3 separate regions of the Homo sapiens genome follow, and regions 1 and 3 are each linked to region 2. The links are chromatin loops, found by intact Hi-C in ENCODE. Cell type or tissue: PC-9. All regions are shown on one strand. Region 1 overlaps LOC101929380 (a long non-coding RNA gene). Region 2 holds the start of LOC101929380 (a long non-coding RNA gene). Region 3 overlaps LINC01949 (long intergenic non-protein coding RNA 1949).

Evidence for each region. A loop is a pair of places that touch in the nucleus more often than their neighbours do. Peaks named below come from ENCODE experiments on the same cell type or tissue, not always from the same donor. Only the 100,000 strongest peaks of a DNase experiment are listed, where the experiment ranks them.
Region 1: a loop joins it to region 2, with 3 times the contacts of the local background. A loop is called at or near these places in 3 of 110 quality-filtered maps.
Region 3: a loop joins it to region 2, with 6 times the contacts of the local background. A loop is called at or near these places in 3 of 110 quality-filtered maps.

What each region holds. Positions count from the first base shown.
Region 1 is chr5:87,209,483-87,211,982 of GRCh38, reverse strand. The region is part of intron 2 of LOC101929380 (a long non-coding RNA gene); the gene reads right to left. Among named protein-coding and RNA genes, the nearest start is that of LINC01949, 28 kb to the left of the region's middle. In PC-9, no CTCF peak of the experiment used is centred here; a DNase peak (open chromatin) is centred at 1,032; H3K27ac peaks cover 1,236 bases.
Region 2 is chr5:87,119,574-87,122,073 of GRCh38, reverse strand. MIR4280HG (MIR4280 host gene) reads left to right here. Exons shown (of 2, transcript NR_186582.1): 1 at 1-253. LOC101929380 (a long non-coding RNA gene) reads right to left here and starts at 1,926. Exons shown (of 4, transcript NR_105018.1): 1 at 1,880-1,926. In PC-9, no CTCF peak of the experiment used is centred here; DNase peaks (open chromatin) are centred at 623 and 1,353; H3K4me3 peaks cover 500 bases; H3K27ac peaks cover 2,500 bases.
Region 3 is chr5:87,228,599-87,231,098 of GRCh38, reverse strand. All of the region lies in intron 2 of LINC01949 (long intergenic non-protein coding RNA 1949), which reads left to right. All of the region lies in intron 2 of LOC101929380 (a long non-coding RNA gene), which reads right to left. Among named protein-coding and RNA genes, the nearest start is that of LINC01949, 9.4 kb to the left of the region's middle. RefSeq lists an enhancer at 1-20. In PC-9, no CTCF peak of the experiment used is centred here; a DNase peak (open chromatin) is centred at 1,108.

The sequences.
Region 1 (2,500 bases), 90 kb before region 2:
CAGAAATGACTGAGGATTGGCAAACATTGGCATAGAATAATAAGAAACTTGACCTAGTTGTCTGAAGGAGATTCTGGCAACTAACTTATTAGCTAACCTTGGGCCCATCACTAAATGATTCTGGTTTCAGTTTTCATATCCTCTAATTGAACAGTTTGAGCTAGATAATCTCTAAGATATTTTTTAGGAATAAACTGCAGAATATAATTATAATGTTAATAAAGATGAAGGTGAGGGTAAGATTAAGATAAATTTTACTGGCTGGAAATATGTCTTCAGGCCAATTAGATTTTGTGCCTTTGATTTTCAGGTGAGTCTCTCCAGAGGCACAGTGATCAAGTCAGCTAAATTTATTATTTGTGTATTCCCTCTCTCTTTTTATGACTTTTCCTTCTCCTTGGTCTCTTCTAAGTAGCCAATTTCTGCTTGATTCTCCAGTCTACCCAGAGAACTCTGAGGCCCCAACAGTCATCCCAATCTGAGGTTTCTAGGGTGGGTCTAACTTCTGTCTTTCTTACTGTTCTTTCTAATCAGAGTGCACCTATATTGGTGAACTGGCACTATTGGGACTATTTCTGCCCCCATACCTCCATGTTTTTTTGTTTAGTTTTGTTTTTAAAGGAATCCTCTATGTTCCAAGCCTAATCCTGAGGCAGTCCCATCACAGCCTCCAGGTATGGGATGGCAAAATATTTGCCAGAAATTCCCCCTGATAATTTTGGCATTCAGTCAGGTTGTGCCTCTGAAAGACTCACTATACAATGTAAAGTAAGCCCATTTTCCATTCACATATTTAACTGTACTTTTCTCTTCTACATTTTTAGTCAAAGATTGATTTTTGGTACAGGTATTCATACAAATTCAGTCCACTTTCGACTGAGATCAATGTGGGTTTCCCAACTACATTTTTTTTTTCATCTAGCTATGCTATATGTGATTTTGTTTCTACCACATTAGAGAGTTTTTATTTCTTCTTGGTTGGCTGGCTTCCCAGTAGATCCAGATATTGAAAAACAGGTTAGATTAGTTTAGTCCATGTCTGTCAAGCTCAAGTTCTTGAGGTGGAGGAAATGATTTAAATAAATCTCACTCATTTTGAAACAGCTCTATCAAAGGCTGTCTACAGAATAAGGCCTGTCGATTTCAAAATTACTATCATAAATGAATACCATGGCAGTCTGCTGCCAAATTTTAAAATTTCCTTTAGGTGTCTGTTTGCCAAATCTAAATACCAGCCTTTCATCACCATTTAATTAAAAAAATCTAGAATATGAAAATTCAATGAGAACTATTTCTGCTTATTTGTCTATATGAGTGCTTTTATTTATATTTAAGAAAAATATTGCAAGTATAAATCACCCAAAATACACAATTTGTATGAGGATCACCTCCAAAAGGCACTGGCTGTGGAAAAAGTAGTCTCTTTCCCTTTTATATATTATGTGATGCTAACGTTAATTGTTCTTCAATTATAGCTGGACTAGCAAAGCAAGTGTGCTAAGGTAGGTATGAGGAAAAGTGGAATTTGGGAGACTTGTTATACTCAGTTACGATGGGTTTAAATCTGGTTTATAGTTGCTATTATAATTATTTTCTTTTTTTTTAAATTTTAGCCCATTGGTCATAGAAAAGGATTATCTGGGATTGTTTGGCTAACTCAGAGAATTCAAGAGAAGGTTAGGAAGTTTATTTTCCTCCAAGTACATTAATAATAAAATAACAATGACTAAGGGCTTAGTTATGATTATCTGTGCTTTCAGTCCCATTTCTCTTTTGGATGAATGTGAAGCAAAGTTAAAGTAGAAAGCCAAGAAAAGAGCTAACCTCTATCTAGCTCAGATCCTAATTTTTTTTTTTAAAATTCAAGTCATTTATTTGCTCCAGTTAGCTGAATTATATACTGTGCTACAGACCTTATACTCTGACTTCTGGGCTTGGTTCTGTGAGCCTGGGAGGCTGAATAGAAATTAGTAAGTTTGGCGTTTTGGGGGACAAATGATACAGAGATTCAAAATGCACATCCTAAATACCGTCTTGGTCAGGTCACTTCACCTCCCTTAGTCTCAGTTTTCTCATTAGTAAAATAGGAAAATAATACTTCCCTGTAGGGGGTGCTTAGTGTAAAGATTAAAGTTGATTTATATGAAATGCATGATGCTTGGCAATGTCAATGTTTAAAAAATGTTCGTTGTAATAATTCATGTAAGTAACAGTAAGCTATAAGTATAGCCTGTATTATTTGTAGATGTTGGCTGTAATAATTATCATTGTTCAAATCAAAGCCAATTCCTAGTTCTTAGCCTTATGGTAGGACATTTTTCTCTGCTACTGTAATAGTGTTGGAACCATAAACCTTCCTTTTAATTATATGTTATGCAAGTGGAACAATTAGTAATGGCTTTATAAAGATTACAAATCTACTTATAAAATAAATCAACCACATAGGAATACCTTCATTATCCATTTTCTTACACTGGGACCTAATTACTTTTAAGGCTCC
Region 2 (2,500 bases):
TGGTAGTGCAGGTGTTTGACAATGGTGGTGAGATTAGCATGGTAGTACTGGAAATAGTAATTAGATTCTGGATACACTCTGGGAGTAGGGTCTACATATTGAGGGTTTGGATATAGAGAACAAGGGGAAGAGAGGAATCAAGCATCTCCCCTAGGATTTTGCCTTGAGCTGCTCGTGAAGTGGAAATGCATTTACTGAGAGAAGACTGGGGGAGAACAATTTATAAGGGAGGAAATTAGAAGTTCTACTCCAGGTATGTTAAGTTTAAAATGCCTATTACTTGTCTAAGCGGATCTTGACTACAAAACTGTCTGTAGTCTCAGCAAACGAGTTCTGTGGGCAATCAGCATTATTCTCTTTTTCTTGCCTTCCTGCATATTCGTAGCTTGAGGGAAAAATAGAAAAAAAAAATTCACTTGTTTATTCATTCAACAAATATTTATTAAACCATCTATTCCATAAACATTTATGCTAGGCACTGTTCTAGCAAATGTGGATAGGGGAATAAACAAGTTCTATTTTGTATCAAACTTTTTTTCCTTTTCAGGTTTAGTTTCAAGAGTGTGGGTGAAAAATGGATGACTCATTTCCGTTCTTTACTAGCTGGTCCAAGGCTGGCAGTTTGGTCTCTGTTGCCTCACTCTTCTCTGGTATGCAGTAGAAACATTCAGAAATAGACTTAGTAGCCTGGATATACAATGTCACCTGCCAAAGTCCTTCAATACCATAGTAATGAATAAAAAATGAATGGTACTAATTGATATATATTTCCTCCCATTTATTCATCCTATGTTTTTGTTTTTCTATTGTGTATTATTTTTTAAAGTACCAGAATAAACTAATGTCTTTGAGTTTGTGATGACTAATAGAAACAGTTGGATATAGAAATAATTCAGTTTAAGTCAGCCAAAGAAACACCAAAATGTTTCTGAGTAATTGGTTATTGCAGCCTTCTTAGTATTTCATTAGGGATAAATTGAGGTTTCTGAATCTAAGAAATTACCTGGTGCTTTTCAATACTGATATGATAGATTTTGATACCACTTGCTTAATATAGGAACATTTCCTGTTTTTCTTCTAGAGAACTCTGAATTAAAGAGAGAAGCAGAGATGAAAATAACTTCTCATTTGTGCTTTGAAATATTTCTTGTCCTAATTAAAATTCAGGCAAGCCAAATTTGATACCATAACATAGAGTCAGCCTGACCACTCAGCTTCCCTTAATATTCTGCATCCCCTCACCCTTCTTTAAAACTGGTTCCTCCAGTTTGTATCTGAATGATGCTATCATCACAGTGAGTTGTGCCAAACTCAGATTACTGTATGCTATAGTCATCGTCTGGTTTCCTGTCTAGTGAAGAAGCATTTCATGGTGGTTAATAGCACTGGCTTTAGTCAATTAGGCTAGGATTTGAATTCTGGCACTGCTGTTCATTGGCTGGATGACCTAGGGCAAGACACTTACTCTTTGTATCTCGATTTCCTCATCTGTGTTGATGTGTGAGACTTAAATGAGCTAATGCAGGTAAAGTCCCAAGCACAAGGCCTATCACCAGGTAGGCATTTGTTCATATGCTTAAAACCTATTTGAGTGTCAGGCACTGTTCTGAGCTCTGGGATAAAGCAAGCACAAATTAGACAAACTTCCTGCCTTCATGGTCTTTTTATTTTGGCATTCCATAACCTCAATTCCCTTTCTTATTTTCTTTCTTTCCTGGATGGCTCTGAGCAAAATAGTCATGTAGCAAAAAATGGGCACTTTATCATATTCTTACTCTTGTGTGTGACACAGCTAGTGTATTAGTCCATTTTCATGGTGCTGATAAAGACATACCAGATACTGGGCAATTTACAAAAGAAAGAGGTTTAATGGACTTACATTTCCACATGGCTGGGGAGGCCTCACAATCATGGTGGAAGGCAAGGAGCAAGTCACATCTTAGGTGGATGGCGGCAGGAAAAGAGAGAGAGGACTTGTGCTCTCTCTCCCGTTTTTAAAACTGTCAGATCTCGTGAGACTTACGAGAACAGCAAGGGAAGACCCACCCCATGATTCAGTTATCTCCTACTGGGTCCTTCCCACAACACGTGGGAATTATGGGAGCTACAAGATGAAATTTGGGTGGGGACGTAGAGCCAAACCATATAAGCTAGTGTCCGTGTTGCCCACCCTTGCCCACCAAGCTCCACCCATGCTCCACTTCCCCACCTAGGATGTCTTTCCCAGCAGTGCCTCCCAAGTGGGGCTTCTATGCACAACTTGGTGCCCTGCCCTATCCACACTCACCTGCATACTTTGTATCTTAGTCCCTGCCTTCTCAGTCATGTAAGTCAACTGATACTGAGTTTCTAGTAACTAGTATAGACCAAATATATACCCCTATTGAGAGCTTTGCTTAGTTCCCTAGAAATGAATCTCTAGAAATAGAAGATTGTAATTTGTGGAATATTTGAGAGAGGAGAGGGCTTCAGAGAAGCTGCTGTGTCTGACTGTGATCAC
Region 3 (2,500 bases), 110 kb before region 2:
GAGCCAGATCCTGTCTCAAACAACAAAAACAGTCCTTATATTTAATCTCTCACAGATAAAAAAAATAGTATTTTAGCAATTATTAAAAAGTATCTTGTTTTTGAAAGAAATTTGTGCTATGAAAAGGGCATTTTGAATATAAACTGAAAAATTTTCCATTTTTAAGTGATACAGCTAAAAATTATTACAGCTTCTTTAAAATCCCCTTATCAGCATGCCTAACAAGATTTTTCTAATTTATTCTAAATCTTTCACATAAAGAATTCAGTGAGTTTTAAATTCATTTATTACATAAGAATATTATAACTTTTTATTAGTTTATAGAAAAGTTTAGTGACATCAGGATAAATTGATATTTATTATATGAAAGTTATGAAAACTTTTGTATAGTTGCTAAGTAGGATTAAAAAATGAGTATCAGAATTTGGTAAACACAGCCAGAGATACATTTCATTTGCACACAAATGTTTTTGTGAGGTTTCTTTTTCAGTTAGGAAAATCATTAAAATCATGTACTGATGTAAACTAAACTTAGTACCGGACTTTCAAATCACTTGATTCCAAAGTTTAAATCAAGGTTTTTAAAAATAAAGTATTTTCAATTATAAAATGATTAATAATTTTCTAGTGAGAGTAAAGATGTTTGAAATATTAGGCTTAGTTTATTTGATGTATATATTTAATCCTATAAAATTTCTTTTGTAATAACTATCTGCAGAGTAGCATATTTGTGATTTATAAATATTATATGCTCAGAATCCTTGATTGATAAGAGCATATGATTAAAAAATGAAAACACATTGTAGAGTTATTCATAGTCACATATGTATGTAACTGAATATATATGATATATATAATATAAATAAATATATTTAAAATACATATTTATATATAAATATGTATTATATATAAATATATATCATATATTATATATAAATATAAACAAATATATATATATAAAGAGCCATGATACATTGTCTTTAGGACAATATCCTTCCAATCTTAGCTGATCAAGTACTCTGTGTTTTCCTATCCGGTTTTACTACCCATGACTTCTTGGCGGTAATTCCTATCTACCTTCCTAATCATTTCTCTTCATTCACTTAATACTTCAACTACTGACTCACTGCCTTCCTGTACATCTTCATTCCTGTCATTGTTCTTAGTGATTCCAAGAACCATGTAGAAGAAACACTCTGAACTTTAGCTTCTCTATTCCTTGACCTCTCCTCTTTCAATGTTTTCCTCTATCCCACCTTTGCCACCTATCACAAGACCACTGGAACTTATCACCACTAATGAAACCACCTGGTAATTCTTTATTTGAAGCATCCTACTTTATGACCATCACCTCCTGTTCTTCTAATTCATTTACCTGAGTCTTCCATTGCTGCAGTTCTTTAGCCCTATTGTAATCTGCAAACTACTGTTTTCCTTGTTTGAACTTCAGTAGCTTAACATTGGTAGAAAATACTAGGGTGACTGATAACACTTGAAATTCATCACAAAAACTTCAACTAGCCATTCAATACTGCCTACCATTCTTGTATGTTTTTCTAGCAGATTTGCTTTTGACTTTCTCAGATGACAGTTGAAAACCTGCACTTCACCCTTCACACACCTTCCCTGCTTAACTGAGAAAACAGAAGGTATCCGCTGGGCACAGTGACTCAAGCCTGTGATCCCAGCATTTTGGGAGGCTAAAGTGGGAAGATTGCTTGAGCCTAGGAGTTCCAGACCTGCCTGGTCAACATAGCATGATCATGTCCCTATTTAAAAAAAAAAAAATTAGCCAGGCATGGTGAAGCATGCCTATAGTCCCAGCTACTCTGGAGGCTGAGGCAGGAGGATTGCCTGAACCTAGGAGTCCAAATGACTGGGTTTGTGAAGGCTACAGTGAGCCATGACTGTACCACTGTACTTCAACCTGTGCAGCAAAGTGATACCTTGTCTCAAAAAAAAAAAAAAAAAAAAAAAAAAAAAAAAAAAAAAAGAAGAAGCAGAAGAAAAAAAAGAAAGAAAAGGGAAAAGAAAATAGAAAACATTGAAGGTAAACTCCCTCATCTTCCCACACGAAATCTAACCAAACAGAAACTTTGTCCTTTTTGTTACAGTGAAGGAAATATCTCTGCCATTATCAAATGCAAATCTTCCTATTTTTCTCTGGATTTAATCCCCTCTTGCTTGTCATGGACTAGGAGTATTTGCTCCTCTGCTCCTCTATCTAGCAGCATCACTCTCACCCTTTCTGTTAGATCATACCTATTAACGTATCTGACATGCCCCATGTTAAAAAAAAAAAAAAGTAAACACACTTCTGTTGATTCCATCTTATTTTCTGGATACTGCCCTATTACTTTTAATTCTTCTATTTAACATCTTAAACATGTTATCAATGTTCACTATCACCACTTTCTTTCTTCCAATTAATTATTCACCCCATTCTAATGTAGCTTCTGTTTCCACCTCTGCAGTGAGGTGGACCTTTGTCAAGGTCTCC